Regions from separate parts of the Mus musculus genome. Here region 1 is linked to region 2. Evidence: chromatin loops called from intact Hi-C (ENCODE). Cell type or tissue: left cerebral cortex. All regions are shown on one strand. Links, peaks and the distances in the headings refer to the core of each region. The heading gives the core; the rest is flanking DNA. Region 1 overlaps Zfp869 (zinc finger protein 869). Region 2 has its middle 58 kb from the start of D130040H23Rik.

Region 1 (8,379 bases), core at 155-8,154, 380 kb after region 2:
CTGTGATAAAATACATTGACAAAGCAATTTACGGAAAAAAGGGTTTATTTCAGCTCATAGTTTCAGGTTACAATCCATTACTATGGGCCAGTCTCGGTGGCAGGAGCTTGACACCGCATAAATCCCAAGGCAGACAGCAAGGAATCTTTGCGCTCAGCTACTTCTGTCCTTTTTAATTCAGTCCATAAAACAGCACTGACAGCATTCAGGATGGGTCTTCCTACCTCAAATCATCCTAGTAAGAAAATCCCTCACAGCTGTGTGAAGGCGAACCTAACTCAGACAGGTCACTAGTGAGACTCCTTTCCCAGGTGACACCAGATTGTGTCAAGTTGACAGCTGAAGCACCCATCCAAAACAGAAAGAAGCACAGCACATTAGGGCACAGCCTTCACCCCTGCTGGATGTTTCAGACGGATGTAAACACAACTTTAAAACCCTGAAGACATTTACGAAGGTCTGTTCTCCCCAGACCGTGCATCAATGACAGGGACCAAGAATGATTCTACCCAAGTGGGCTTGAGGAACCGTGGAGTTTAATTTGGGGTATTTACAAGAGTACAGGCAAGTCATGGGAAGCCACTGCAAAGGAAATGTCCATCTCCTAGTAACCATTAAATTCCCACGCTCCTTACACTCACAGAACTGCCCACCTTCCAACACTATGAGCATCTTAAACAACTGTGACCATGAAGGCTTCACAGCTGTTTCCATTTGGAAATTTTTCCAGTTGGAATTCATTCTCGGAATCTAGGCAAACAATGCTATCTCAAGGTCTTAACACACCTTACATTCCCATTTTCTCTCCAACATGACATTTCATCCATGCTAGTGAAAGGACCTGTGACACCTGAAGGCTTTCCACATTGTTTATATTCATGTGGGGCTTTTTCACCACTATGAGTTCTTTCATGATTTTAAGGCAAATAGAGATAAATGAAAGATTAACCATATCTTATACATTCGTAGGGCATTTGCCCAACATGAATTAACTTACTTCTTTGAAAGGAAATGTGACAATCCACACTTACAACATTGGTAACAAACATAAACTTTGCCCAGCAAGAATTCCTTCTTTGAAGGACACTGTGACCCCTGAAGGCTACCCACACTGTTTACAGATAAAAGGTTCCCCCTTGTCGTGAGTTTCTGCCTGTTTTATGTGGATGGGATAATTTGCTACATTGTTTACATTCAAAGGGTTTGTTACCAATCTGTTCTTTCATTCCTTTGAAGGAAATGGGGATAATGGAATTAGATACTGTTCATATGGGCTTTCTCCATGAACTGACTGATGTCTCTTAAAGGAACTGTGCCTGCTGAAGGATCTGCCACACTGTCCGCACTGGTACGGCTTCTCCCCAGTATGTCTTCTTTCATGTGATCGAAGGTAAGAGCGATGTGTGAAAGTTTTACCACACTCCTTACATTCATAGGGTTTCTCTCCAGTGTGGCTTCGTTCGTGAAATCGAAGGTAATTGTAACTTGAAAAGGCTTTGCCACAGTGCTTACACTCATAGGGTTTTTCTCCTGTGTGTGTTCTCTCGTGCAGTCGAAGCGAGGACTGACACCTAAAGGCTTTACCGCAGAGCTTACACTCAAAGGGCTTTTCACCAGTGTGAGTTCTTTCATGCACTTGAAGTAAAGAGGGATAAATGAAGGACTTCCCACACTCCTTACATTCATACAATGTTTCTCCACCATGAGTTATTTTATGTCTATGATAGGACGCCTGACACCTGAAGGCTTTCCCACACTCTTGGCATTCATACGGTTTTTCTCCAGTATGAATCTTTTCATGTAACTTCAGAGAAGTAAGCCATCTAAAAGCTTTCCCACATTCTTTACACTCATAGGGTTTTTCTCCAGTATGAATTCTTTTATGTAACTTAAGGGTCCTGTGACTTCTGAAAAATTTCCCACATTGTTTACATTCATAGGGCTTCTCTCCGGTATGAATTCTTTCATGTAATTTGAGGGCCCTGCTATATCTAAAGGTTTTCCCACACTGTTTACACTCACAGGGCCTCTCCTCAGTGTGAATTCTTTCATGCAACTGAAGAGCACTGAGATACGTGAAGGCTCTCCCACACTGCTTACACTCGTAGGGTTTTTCTCCAGTATGGATTCTTTCATGTAAGTGAAGGGCACTAAGACCTCTAAAGGCTTTCCCACAGTCTTTACACTCGTAGGGTTTTTCTCCAGTATGAATTCTTTCATGTAACTGAAGGGCGCTGGGATACCTAAAGGCTTTACCACACTCTTGACACACATAGAGTTTTTTTCCAGTATGAATTTTGTCTTCTTTCTGAAGGGAACCGGAAGTTTTCTCACACTGGTTACCTTCAGAATCATTTTCTTCAGTGTGGCCTCCTCTGAGCTCCTTGTAGTCATAGTTGTGATGTCCGTTGTAAGTTAGGTGGTACAGTCCAAAGGTCTTTAAACATACCTCACACACAGACGGTCCACTCGAAGTCTTAGTTTCCTCAAGGCCTTCAACACTTGTGAGAAAATTAGAATCAGGTGGCTTCTCTTCATATTCCTCGTGTTCATACTGTGTGTATTCAGAGTGAGTGACGATGTTCCTATTAAAAGATGAATGACACATGAAAATGTCTCCACACTGCTGCTCATATTGGTATGTGGATAAGGCTGTCCCACCATTCTTCAGTATCATACAGTATCTACAAATATAACTACTATGAAAAATGACAAGCAATTAGTGACAGTTGTTTCATTACTATTTGCTTATTAGACCACTTTGGACAGCCTGCTACCATATAAGCTCACCATCAAAAGAGCAGCATTCCTTAGTGCAGGGTCCCAGAACCAGTACCAAAGACCACGCAAGATTTCAAGCTCACATAAAGGTACACATTTGGGATAAAATTTTTCTACTGATGAATAAATTTAAAATTGGGCTTTTTTTGTTAGTTCAATTTTCATGGCACACTAAAATTTCTTCAAGGGATGATTGTTTCCACTTGTGCATGCAAATTACCTTAGATTTACTTCAGGATCTTCACAATGGTCTTCAATTGCCTCATCTTCCCATTCATATCCTTAAACACAGTCCAGAAGTGTATGATAAGTGATTAGAATGTGCATCGTGACTACACCTCGTTTCATCACCGTGATTCTTCCCTTTTCACATCCAACTTGCAGTGACACTCAGTGACCAGAAACCTCATTCTCTAGTTTACGAGTGGAGGTAAGAAAACATCCTCACCTACGGCAGTGAAGTTCCTGAAGGTCTCCAGCATCACATCTCCGTAGAGAGTCTTCTGGGAAGGAGCCAGCAAATCCCACTCATCCTGGGTGAAGTGCACCACCAGATCCTCAAAGCTCACCAAACCCTAAAACATTCCAGATTAGGATATGAAAGAGCGGGTGAGAAAGACACATCCGTCCACAGCTGACAGTATGGCCACTTCTAAACTCAGAAACACCTAATCGATCAGATAGACCCTTCCAAAACTGAATGCAGGCAGCATGATGGCAATTCTGCCTGGGTCTTCCAATGTTACGCTTTTGCATAAAAACCATGCCTGCTCCTGGCAGGATGGAATCTATCCTCTGCTCAAATGATTCCAATTTCACTTCTTGTCCCCACTCTTAGCCTTATCCCTCCCTCATTTCTTTTTTAAAGTTCCAGCAAAGGACTTCTTTTCCTCAAACACACCTGGCTGCCGTACAAATGTGGGTCTGAGGTTCCCTAGAGGTCCAAGAAGGGATACACCAACTGCTACATCGGGCAACCTTACTTTGGACAATCTCAAAGAATCCAAGTAAACTGTTGCCCAAAATCACAAAATGGTAGTTATGGCTACCTCTTCAGTGGGAGAAATGAAGGAAACAGGAAACAACAACAAGCATGGTAACAAGCAGTTTAGAGATTTGGGGCTGGGGGGAGCTTGTTTTGTGTCCTGGGAAATAAGCTGAAATGTCCTTGGGTCCTTGGTTCTATGTTGGCTTGAAGGCCAGAAATGCTAGAAATATTAGAGCTTGTTTTGCTCTGGTTGCTAAATGATTCTTCACAGAAAGAAATGTTATAGTCGCACTGGAAGCACCAATAAAGGAAAGCTGGCTCCGTCCAGTCAAATAAAATCTAACCCTGGTGGAGACATGCCATTGTGCCTAACCTTAAGACAGTTGATTTGGTCAATAGCTTGGCCAAGGGACTAAACTTAGGGAAAGCTGAACTGGCTTTAAGCTAAGCTAAAGGATGGGAGGAGTATCATTCCTTTAATGAGAATAACACTTGCATCAGAAGCATCTTCTCCTCTCTATGCTACAGAGCAGCTGCCAAGAGGTTCTCTTAGTTCTGTCTGCCTTTCTGAATACTAGGATGAAACTTAACACTTTTTCTTGAACTCTGTTCTATTTCTCTGAGATGCAGGATGGAGCCTTTTGAAATGCTTTTTCTGGTACTTTGGGCTGTTTCCATTTTTCTTTGCAGGCCCCCTCCCTGCCATCTGGATACCTGTCTTCCTGAGGCTAACTCTGCTGGCTAAACTCAAAAGGCATGGGGGTTTTCTCTTTCTCTCCATGACTATTCTCCAGGCAGATGTCAAGACTGATGCCTGCTTGCCTTGGGGTTTTCTTTTACGCTCAGACGCTGGGCAGTGGTGGCGCACACCTTTAATCCCAGCACTTGGGAGGCAGAGGCAAAAGGATTTCTGAGTTCAAGGCCAGCCTGGTCTACAGAGTGAGTTCCAGGACAGCCAGGGCTACACAGAGAAACCCTGTCTCAAAAAACCAAACAAACAAAAAAAAAGATTTCTCAGGCTTTCCTCTCAGCTCATTCTTAAATTCATGTGACTAAAAACCCTGCGAGGGCAAAAGTTATGTTCCAAGTTTAAATTACTGTGCTTAAGAGATCCATAAAACAGAAATGCCTCTAACCCTCTAAGCCACTAGCCAAGGATAAGTAATGCCTGGAATGCTGGGGGCTGCTATTCGTGTACAGTAACAAACCTGTTTTTCACTTCCATAAATGATGTTGGCCGCCCCAACTGCTCAGGATGTGCTTGGTCACAGATGTGGGAGATGACAGGTAAGGAGTACATCGGCAGCAGTGTTAGGACGGACAAGGCAGGACGTGCATGACCTTGTGGGTTTGCCTTTATGAACCCTGTCTAGTATAATTTGATGCCTGGACAGTGTCCATCATCCTGGCCAGTATTTAATAAAGTTTGCTTCAAATGTGGCTCAAAAATTGTCGTCGTGGTCTTACTGTCACCCAGTAGGATTAACAACTCCAAGAAAAGACCCCAATTTTTGCAGTAACATCTAGCAATTACAACAGGACTCCCTAAGTTCTGATAACAGTATGTGTTGGTATTAAACATACTGTTCTGAGTCATTATTTTAGGTCTTTTATGGTTAAGAAAATGAAGAAAGTATTTTTCTTACATGGCTTATATATGCAGACTATTAAAAAAATGGCGATTAAAAATATTTCAGGTGAATTCATAAGAAAATGAGGACATAGATGGCCATGAACAGATCAGGATTCTCCGGCAGAGGGGAACTGGAAGAATTAACAAAGATGAGTACATGTTAGATTGACTTACCTCATCAGGCCTGGAGAGTCCAACAATGGCTGCCTCCATGATGAAGAGGACACCGGGAGAGCTTCTTCAGTGATCTTCAGTCCACACCGGAAGGCCCAAGAAGCTGACTCCAGTGTCAGGGAAGGATGACGCGGTGGCGGTGGCAGCGGTGGCAAGACAGATGCACTCACCAGCAAGAAGTCAGGCAAGCAGGGAAGGAACGCTGCTCCTTCTTTGGACTTCTCAAAGTGCCACCTACTCTACGACGGTGACAGGGTCTTCTCACCTCAGTTAGTCCTCCCTGAAAGTTCCTGGCAGACCTGCAGAGACAGGCCTCTTAGTTGGTTCCAGAGCCATACAAGTCTGCAGTAAAGATCAGCCATCACACAAGCAACCAGCAATGTTCAGGACACGTGTGCCCACTGAGAACTACACGCACACACACACCCTCACAACTTTCAGGTCTACCTGTCTCCATCCACAGGCTCACCTCCGACTAAATGTGTCTCAAGCGCCATCATCAGCAACTGCACTTTCTCTAACTATTGGGTTTCCCATCTAACCTTGGTCTTCCTACCATACCACGGGCAAAATCCTTGCACACACTCAACTAAAGCCCCCGGGCTCAGAAGGCTCAGATCAACAAGTTAGATCCTGAAAAGTTATATGATAATACTAATACTTAGGGCAGGGGCATAGCAATAAAAGGGGAATGCCAAAACACTGAGATGGGGGAGGGACAACACAACTTCCACACAGAAAATCCAAGGAACGAAAAAAAGGACTACTGAAAACTTTTATGACCCATCAATATACAAAAGACCATCATTTTCCTACGACAGCAATGAACTGGATGTACAAATACCACCTCTACGCTGTACATACATTAATAAAAACGGGGGAGGATAAAGTCTTTAGACAAAAATCAAACATTCCTAATGAAGAGAAAAACAAAAAGAAGTCAGCACCACAGAGGACAAGAGGTCTGCACGTGGAAGACGTTTTCACACATGTTCCACCCGCACTATAAACACATTCCTCCCAACATTCAGAATCAGACTGTTATAACCAGCACTGATTGTAAGGGACACATGAAAAGGATGAGAAAAAAGAATGTTCAGCACAACTCTTGAAACACACACACACACACACACACACACAGAGAATACAGGACTTTAAGACTCCCCATAAAATTACCACAATCATGAGAGTGCACTCTCATTTGATAAGCAATGAACAGCTCATACGAGCAGAAAACCCAGGAACAAACCCAAACAGACCCAATTTTGGACAAAGGAGCAACAGAACCTCACGGGAGAACTGGGCTGCCTTGGCAGAGAAGCCAGGTTGTTCCTAGCACTCACATGGTGGCTCATAACAATCTGGAACTCTGACACCCTCTTCTGACCTCCATGGGCACTGAACACACACAGGGCATAGACATACATGCAGCAAAATACTCATACACAAAAATAAATTCTAAATGTTCTAATTATGAAAACAATTATCACTACGAGTTATAAACATAGAAAGCTGCCAAAGTGTAGCAAGGGTGACTCTGAAGGTAGCACAGGCCTGTCAGTCCAGCCTTCAGGGAACAGACAGTAGGGATCCAAGTTCAAGGCCAGCAGGAGAAACTTGTAAATTTTAGGTCAGCCTGGGCTACAGACTAAGACCATCTCCAGAAAACAAAAATAAATATTTAAAAATAAAGACAGTACATTGATAAATTATTCGGTGTGCTGAAATTGAAACCTCACATATACTGAAAATCAGAATGTTTTATTAACTCTAGCAAAAAAGACCATCAAGAATAACTTATAGAAGTAATTTCACTTGGCTAACGACGTCATAGGTGTCCGTGTGGCTTTTCAGCATCCTCAGTCTCCTGAACTCTTGTTCCTTTCTCCTGTACACCCCTCACAGCCCCTCTGCCCCCCATGCTCATCCTTTCTCCTGTACACCCCTCACAGGCCCCCTGCCCCCCATGCTCATCCTTTCTCCTATACATCCCTCACAGCCCCCCGCCCCCATGCTCATCCTTTCTCCTGTACACCCCTCACAGCCCCCCTGCCCCCCATGCTCATCCTTTCTCCTGTACACCCCTCACAGCCCCCCACCCCCATGCTCATCCTTTCTCCTGTACACCCCTCACAGCCCCCCTGCCCCCCATGCTCATCCTTTCTCCTATACATCCCTCACAGCCCCCCGCCCCCATGCTCATCCTTTCTCCTGTACACCCCTCACAGCCCCCCTGCCCCCCATGCTCATCCTTTCTCCTGTACATCCCTCACAGCCCCCCTGCCCCCCATGCTCATCCTTTCTCCTATACACCCCTCACAGCCCCCCGCCCCCATGCTCATCCTTTCTCCTGTACACCCCTCACAGCCCCCCTGCCCCCCATGCTCATCCTTTCTCCTGTACACCCCTCACAGCCCACCCTGCACCCCATGCTCATCCTTTCTCCTGTACACCCCTCACAGCCCACCCTGCACCCCCATGCTCATCCTTTCTCCTGTACACCCCTCACAGCCCCCCTGCCCCCCATGCTCATCCTTTCTCCTGTACACCCCTCACAGCCCACCCTGCACCCCCATGTTCAAACTCCTCACCCAGAGTCTTCCTGTTGGTTATCTGTGCTACCATTCCCTCCATCCTTAACAGCAGCTCCCTGGTGGCCCTTTCCTTACTTCTTCAAGCTCTGCAAGTTAAGACACAGCAATCTAAGGACAAGTGTGACACTAACACCTATGGGAGAGGGACACAGGGTGTTCACTGTCCCAGCTCAAACTCTCAGCTGATTCAGTATTATTATCTAGTTTCA
Region 2 (8,379 bases), core at 82-8,081:
CATCCTGACAAGCCCTTAGAAACAACAGCCATGGGACTTTGCTAATTCCCTGCTTGTTCCTTGACTAATTGTGTTTATTGTACTGCTCACCCTTATTACTTGTATGTAATTAAAATGGTATAAAAGTGGACTGGGAAGAAATAAACCTGCCTTCAGTCTCAGGATTGACTGAGGTCATGCTGCAGTATTGTCTAACTGTCTCTTTATTTTCAATCCTCACTCCTGCACTGGAGAACCTGTTGACTGCCTGAGCGGGCTTGGTCAGGCCTGGTGGAATTTTCCAAAGGCCCTGAGCTGACCTCTTCACTCAGCATGGGTAAATCCTTTCCATTATCAATTGTACCCTTCTACATCCCAGCAAAATAGTGGAGTGCTACCCAACACATAAGATTCCACACACAATACCCACAAAATTAATCCCAAATGTTAAATCTCTTAAATGTTAAATATAAAGCACAACATTTCTAGAAACTGCAACCTTCCGTCCTCTGATGCATAAGAAGCACGGTGATGTTCATTAAAAAGATATTTCTACCCACAGCCCACGTTCCCAAAGTTCTGCACAGTTTCTGCCCAAAGACTGAAGTTCTCCAGAGGCCACGGCTCGGTTCCAAAGAGTTCTAGTGCCCACAAAGGACCTCATACCAGCCACACCTGGCTACTGGTTTGCATCCAGTCCCAGGGAGAGCCTATCACAAGGGCTCCTGAGCTTCAGGCTCCCCATTCTCCTCAGAGTATGAACTGTAGCTCCCCATATTGTGTGTTCCAAGCTTGTCCTTGCACCCCTCAGAGCTCCTTGTAGTGTCACCGAACGACCGGCACTTCCCTAGCTTCAGAATAGAGCTACACGGAAGCCCCAGGAAGAACCAGCCTTTCCTATGACTGGTGCTCTGACTGCAGGTTCTGCTTGGCTCATGAGGCCTGAGTGACAAGAGTCTCTCTTTCTCTTAGTCGGAGTATAGAGAAAACCACGGAAGAGTATTTCCTGGCACTGGGTTCCACCGAAGGTCAAGAGCTTTCCCAGATCTGCAGATATTTGCTTTGTAGTAGTACTTGCCCCTGACTTCCAGTAGCTTTTCTTCTGTATTCCTGTGCTTAGTAGGCACTTCCTCACTAGCCAAGGTGGGGTGGAGTGTTTCTCCTGTCTCACAGGTGAAAGGGTGCTCACGATATAAACAATTAAGAAGAGATTTTAGAAAGCACACCTTTGTTCTGTGAGTTCACTATGAAATGAGGTGACCTGGAGCTACGTTTTACCTGGTGGCAAGGGTACTTCAGACAATCCTGAGAGAGAAGATCAAACTAGATGATGGCTACATTCCTATAGGCGTTTTCTTCTGAAATTCATGTCTACCACTATTCATGTCAAGGACAGCTTAATAGTCATGGAAAGTATAGTTTCCCCGGAAAGTTGAATACTTATGGTGTTTATGAGCACTATCCTGAGCCAGCATGTGCCTGAGTTATGATGAAAAGAGCAACCACACTAGTCAAGGTTCTGCAGATGAACAGAGCTGATCAAACAGATCTCTCTACGTGTGTACAAAGGGGTTTATTAGAATGCTACACAGGATGGGGTCCAGCTAGTCCAACAAAGACTGTCGACCGAATAAAATTTGAAGAATTCAGTAGTTCAGTCCATGAGGCTGGATGTCTCAGCTGGGCTTCATTGCACAGCACATTTTCAAAGGAGTAAGCTCTCAAGCCACTCAGAGAAAGAACATACTAGCTAGAGATACAGCAAGTCGTCAAAGAGAGACAGAGACAGAGCTTCTTTCTTCAGTGTCCTCTCTTCATGTTGGCTGCAACCAGAAGGTGTGGCCTAGATTAAAGGTGGATCTTATCACCTCAAAAGACCCAGAAGGGTCTTACCACTTCAAAACGTTTAAGAAAAAAAAAATCTCTCAAAGGCATATGCAACTCTTTGGAGTTAACTCTCAGTTAACTCCAGTTGCAGTCAGTTTGACTACCAAGAATAGCCATAACAACAGGCAAGACAGAAGAGCTAAAGATAATTTTTACCAGCAGCATGGCAGTCATTTTTCTTACAAAACAAAACAAAACAAAACAAAACCAAGAAGCATAGGGATTTTCTTTAGGGAGTCTGGACACATTCATGTAGAGTTCTGCCTATTCCTAACTATGTTCATTTAAAGAAATTCTACTTTAGAACATGATCACAATGTAAAAGCCAAACATTTGGTGATTTGGTGTCGTTTTTAGCTCAAAATTGTGCAGAAATATACATAATTTATTTTAAAAGACAGAAGAAAATGTCTCTGGCATGTTCATTTTGTACCTCAAGATCTTAACTGAAACTCAAATGTTAATCAATCCGGAGGAAAGTAAGACCACTACAGCAACTTTTGGACTGCTGGAAGCAATGGTGATTTTTGTATCCAAGAGCTAGCCAGCAACTGCCTCCTAATTCTTTTTTGTTTGTTTGTTTGTTTGTTTGTTTTTTGTTTTTTTCGAGACAGGGTTTCTCTGTATAGCCCTGACTGTCCTGGAGCTCACTCTGTAGACCAGGCTGGCCTCAAACTCAGAAATCCACCTGCCTCTGCCTCCCGAGTGCTGGGATTAAAGGCGTGCGCCACCACGCCCGGCCTGCCTCCTAATTCTAGTTAAAGAGATCAACCCTGAATCCACTTTTAGTGCCCCATTTTAAGAGTAAAATCACAAGTATTTCCCAAGCAGGTTTACAGAAAATAGACAATGAGAGAAAAAGGAAATATAAAACAACAACAACAACATCCCAACAAAACAAACAAAAACAGCAACAACAACAAAATAACATCATGTGGCCAATATGCAGTTATATAGGGTCAGATATAGTCAGGGTGTTCTCCAAAATATGTAAAGTTCATGGGTCGGGGCAAGACAGGCTCTAGGACAAAGGCTTAAACACAGCAAATCAGCTCTTATAGTAAATATCAACTTAATTTTTCATAATACAGCATAATGGCCCCTACCTTCAAAATGGAGTCAGACAAATTTCTCATCAGTGACACTGCAAACAAAAAGATAGATATATCAATGTGACAATCCCCACACATACAAACAAGAGATACCACATATATAGAGCAAACATCAAGGGTAAGTCACCTATTAGCACAGTAGATGTTGTACTTAGATGAACAGCTATACTGAGCTATTTTATACTCAGAACAAGGTTGCTTTTCCTTCTGGGCAGGTTGGCTCAGAGGAAGGTCATGGATGCCTCCGTGCAGGACCAGAAAGAGTTCATTTTGACTAAGCCTGGAGGCTGTCTGTCTCAGGACTGTGACAACACCAAACAGTGTGTTGAGTATTTTTCTTCGTAAATGAATGGTAAGAGATTTTAGATGTTAATTGGTATCAGCAGCATTGAAATAGCACGTCAAGGCACCGGAGAGATGGCTCAACAGTTTAGAGAGGTGGCTGCTCTTCTAGAGGATCCAAGTTTAATCCCAAGTATACACTTCTTGTTCTATCCTTCATTTTTATGGTTATATGGATATCTGCCTAGTTGTGTCTGTACGCAGTACCGACAGCACCCAGAAGAGGGCGGAAGATACCAACCATTGGAGTCACAGCACATTGTTAGCTACCTGGGTTAAGGAAATGGAACCTGGGTCCTCTGGACAGCACTCAGTGCTCTTATCTGCTGAGCCAACTCTCCAGCCCCTCTTCTTTTAATTTAAAGTTTACTTTTGTACTTGTTCATTGAAATATATTGCATCTCATACACCCTTCCTTGTCCTCCCTCCTTCCCTTCCCAAATTCTTCCTTGTCATGCATGAGTAAGTAAGCTCTTAATATATGACTACAACCGGCCCCAGTCACTGAGCCGCCGCCGGAGGACTCAGCTGCCTCCCCCTCGAGCCCTCTTGCTTCCCGAAGCTACGTCCCCCACGCCCGCCTTCTCCCGCAGCCGCCTTCCGCAGGCCATTTCCGCCGAGGAAAAGGAATCTTTTCGTATGTCCGCTATCCAGAACCTCCACTCTTTCGACCCCTTTGCTGATGCAAGTAAGGGTGATGACCTGCTTCCTGCTGGCTCTGAGGATTATATCCATATAAGAATTCAAAAGAGAAACGACAGGAAGACCCTTACAACTGATCACTGATGAGTACGATAAAAAGAAACTAGTGAAGGCGTTTAAGAAGAAATTTGCTTGCAATGGTACTGTAATTGAGCATCCAGAAGAAAATGGAGAAGTAATTCAGCCACAGGGTGACCAGCGCAAGAGCATATGCCAGCTCCTGATAGAGATTGGACTGGCTGAGGAAGATCAACTGAAGGGTCATGGGTTTTAAGTGCTCGTGGCTTAAGTGAGGATTTCCTTGCAATGAGTAGAATTTCCCTTCTGTCCCTTGTCACAAGTTTAAAAACCTCACAGCTTGTATAATGTAATCATTTGGGGTCCGCTTTTAACTTGGACTAGTGTAATTCCTTCATGCAATTAACTGAAAAGAGCCACAATACAACACACACACACACACACACACACACACACACACACACACACACACACACACACACACATACAACCTGCTGAGTCTGTTGTTGTTGTTGTGTTCATTTGTTTGTTTGTTTGTTGTTTATTGTGTGTATATGGTTTCAGGAGTGATTACATTGCATTAAGTGGCCAACTAGGGAGCGCATTCCTGCCTCAGGCAGATTCTCTGACTTGCAGATGAATTGAACTGTTAATGAACAGTGGGCGTCTAACCCCTCTAATGACCTAGGCTGTCTTGGACAGCAAATATTATAAAGATTAGAAACCTAGGGATGGAAAATACACGAGCAGTTGAGAACACTGCCGATTTTCTGAGGGCACCCAGGTTTCCTTCCCAGCACACTCAGCAGCTCACATCTATCCCTAACTCCAGCTTCAGGGAATCTGAAAAAATCTGTTCACCTCCTAGGCAGCCATAAATTCACCAAGCAGGAATGAGGCAAAGTCACATAAACAGGCAAAACTCCCATATACATGAAATACAAGTGAAATTCTATTTCTGAAGAAGGAGGAGGAAGTGGAGGCAGAGGAAGAAGAGGAGGAAGAGGACAAGAGGAGGAGTAGGAAGAAGAAAAGAGGGAAGGGGGGAAAGGAGAGAGGTACAGGAAAGGGGAGGGGGAGGAGGAGGACCTTGTACCATAAAAATTATTTTTCACGGTGAGTGTGGTTTTACATTCTTTTGATCCCAGCACTTAGGACACAGAGGCAGGAAGATCACTGTGGTTTTTGAAGAAAGCCTGTGAGTAGCCAACACACACACACACACACACACACACACACACACACAGAAAGGGAAAGAAGAACAAAACTGAATAATAGATAAAAAGAAGCATAGGAGAATGGGGAGAGTGTAAAACCTCTTCAGTCATTTCAGTTGTCTGTCACTTGTGCCCATAAAATCATTTTCAGTAATGACTATTGCCAAGCATGGTAGCACATGCTGTTAATCCCAGCATTTAGGAGGCTAAGACAATCTGATATCCAAGAGTTCAAGGTTATTTTAATCTACTTAATCAATTTCATGATAATACTAATCTCAAGAAGACTACCACATTTTTAAACAGTGATTATAATTTTTATTTTATTTTATTTTTTGGTTGAGACAATATCTCACAAAGACCCTCATCTGATTTTGATTCATTATGTATAATATATAATACATAGACTACATAATATATAATGTAAAATAATATTGACTCTTTAAGAAATTCTCATATATGCCGGGCAGTGGTGGCACACGCCTTTAATCCCAGCACTTGGGAGGCACAGGCAGGCAGATTTCTGAGTTCGAGGCCAGCCTGGTCTACAGAGTGAGTTCCGGGACAGCCAGGGCTACAAAGAGAAACCCTGTCTTGAAAAAACCAAAAAACCAAAAACCAAAAACCAAAAAAACAAAAACCAACAGCAACAACAACAAAAAAGAAATTCTCATACACATTTAATCATCTTGCCTTTGGATTATCATTGCTAGCATTCCAGTCTTCTATAAAAGAGGGAGCTGACAAATAAATAATTTAATATTGCTAACTCTGTTTAGGAGGGAGCGGAGAATGTTTTTTATGCAGTTGCTTTTTCAAGGCAGTCTACACTTGTCAATCTTGAGATTACTTCTACCCTCAGTGTCATGGTATTCATGGTACCTGCTCTAGAGCTACATTTAAAACACACCCCTTCCTGGGTTCCTCTACTTGGAAGGGGAGACTTCTGTATTCTGATCTTCCACAGAATACTTCCATATAGTTACCTTTCTGTTGCTGTGATACAACACACCATGGTCAAGGCAGTTTATAAAAGAAAGCAGTAAATAGGGCTTACAGATCCAGAAATAGAGATGGTGCTGGCTCAATAAACACAGGGTAGCAAGAAGCAGTGAGAGCCTACATTGTGAACCTCAGGTAGGAAGTAGAGAATACACTGGGCATGGCCAGAGGCATTCATAGCGAATAAGCTTAGCACCATGATACACCTCCTTCAAAAAGGCCACACCTCTAATCTCCCCGAAAGAGTTCTGCCAACTGGAAAACAATTATTCAAACATATAAGAGTATAAGAGCCATTTTCATTTAACCAACATCTTTCTTTAACTCAGATAGTGACAGCTTAAGTGGCAGTGATATGTTTTCAACATACAGTGTCACAAAATATTAACCACATGCTCTATGAATGTTCTTATTTTTGTTATATTGCATGTAATTGCCTTGTATTTAACCTGAAGAACAGAACAAAGTTTCAGCATCATATCTATACCTACCTTGTACTCCTGAAGTGTGTTCCAGTTGTAAATTCTATTTCAGACTTCTGAGTGAAACCTGAGTGTCACATCCTGTCTAACTGCTACATGTAATGGGAAAGTTATTTTTTAGGTGAAAAATTTCAAAGTGATATCTGATAATTATAGTTTTTCCAGATTTGAGATATACTTATCAACAATTGTTGCTTCATAGGTTTATTTAGAAAATAATCTGTTGGGCTGGAGAGATGGCTCAGTGGTTAAGAGCACTGACTGCTCTTCTGAAGGTCCTGAGTTCAAATCCCAGCAACCACATGGTGGCTCACAATCATCCATAATGAGACCTGATGCCCACTTCTGGTGCATCTGAAGACAGCTACAGTGTACTTGGATATAATAATAAATAAATCTTAAAAAAGAAAATAATCTGTTACCAATGAAGGCAAATGATAGAGCTTCCATTGTAGAAAGACACTTATTTTATCCTAATCTCAAGGCATCTCTCACTATATGAATTGAATTTTAACCAGGCACACTTCCAAGAGACAGTACATGCTTTGTTATGAAAAGCTACAAGAGGAAGCTATTCCAAAGAAAAGAAATTACATATTACCTCCCATTTGCCAACAACCTCTGTGACTATGTTGTGTTGTGGGGTGCGTGTATGTGTGTGTTTTAATTTGTATTGAAATCATTATTTTGTTCTTAAATGGATGAGCAATATCTTAGAAATTAGTTGCTACCTGCAGCATTGAAATGACATGTCAAGGCACTAGAGAGAATTCAACAGTTTAGAGAAATGGCTGCTCTTCTAGAGAATTCAGGTTTGATTCCAAGTACACACAGGCTTTACAACCATCTGTAATTCCAGGTCTAGAGGGTTCAATGCCCTCTTCTGACCTCTGCAAGCACCAGACATGAATGTAGTACATATGCATATATGCAGACAAAAAACCCATACACATAAAATAAATTAAGGAAAAATAGGGCACATCTGTAGTCCAGCACAACCAGCCAGTGCATTAGAAGGTGGTTATTATGTTGTGTTCAGAACATAAAGATGTTTTCCTCATAAGTCAAGCTATAGAAAGTAAGCATTGACTTGTTTGCAAAAGGTATGTGAGATTAATGTTTATACAAAGAAAGTGATCAGAGATTGTGCTAACATGTCAAGTACACTGAGGTGAGACCAAGTTCGTGGTTGTTCAGTAGTAGACACTGCCAATTGCCATTAATGTTTATGTCTCAGTGAGGGAATAAGAGAAACTTTGTTTTATGTGCTTTGTACCCATCTGTGTGAACTTTAAAAGAAAAAATGGGGGTTATTATCCTAATGGCAAAGTTCTTCATTGCATTGATAAATAAAATGAATAGCTATCACTGTCATATTCCAACCTTAAACAAACCATGTTGTCATCAAAAATAATATCCATTTGGACACCAGGAATCATTACAATGTTCTAGGACAAATGGCCTTTAAGAAAGTTTTATCTCTTATCAACTTCTTTGTAACTTCTTTAGACACTTTACAACATGCTTAAGTTTTTCCTCACTTCATTCAAATATCAGTCTTTAAATAATCATCGTGTTAGGAGAACAATAATGTCTACAGTCACATTTATATAAAGTTGTTACCTGGCCCTTATTCAT

The links. A loop is a pair of places that touch in the nucleus more often than their neighbours do. Peaks named below come from ENCODE experiments on the same cell type or tissue, not always from the same donor. Only the 100,000 strongest peaks of a DNase experiment are listed, where the experiment ranks them.
Region 1: it touches region 2 in a loop (2.4-fold over the local background); 1 of 42 quality-filtered maps calls a loop at or near these places.

The regions. Positions count from the first base shown.
Region 1 is chr8:69,705,110-69,713,488 of GRCm38, forward strand. It overlaps Zfp869 (zinc finger protein 869), which reads right to left. Exons shown (of 5, transcript NM_001039965.1): 2 at 5,577-5,875; 3 at 3,230-3,356; 4 at 3,002-3,062; 5 at 28-2,585. The coding sequence starts at 5,615. The coding sequence ends at 1,223. Among named protein-coding and RNA genes, the nearest start is that of Zfp869, 7.6 kb to the right of the region's middle. In left cerebral cortex, for the core only: no CTCF peak of the experiment used is centred there; a DNase peak (open chromatin) is centred at 4,490.
Region 2 is chr8:69,325,259-69,333,637 of GRCm38, forward strand. It overlaps the pseudogene Gm7688. Among named protein-coding and RNA genes, the nearest start is that of D130040H23Rik, 58 kb to the left of the region's middle. In left cerebral cortex, for the core only: a CTCF peak has its summit at 3,533 (motif pointing right); DNase peaks (open chromatin) are centred at 3,550, 3,797 and 4,181; H3K4me3 peaks cover 749 bases.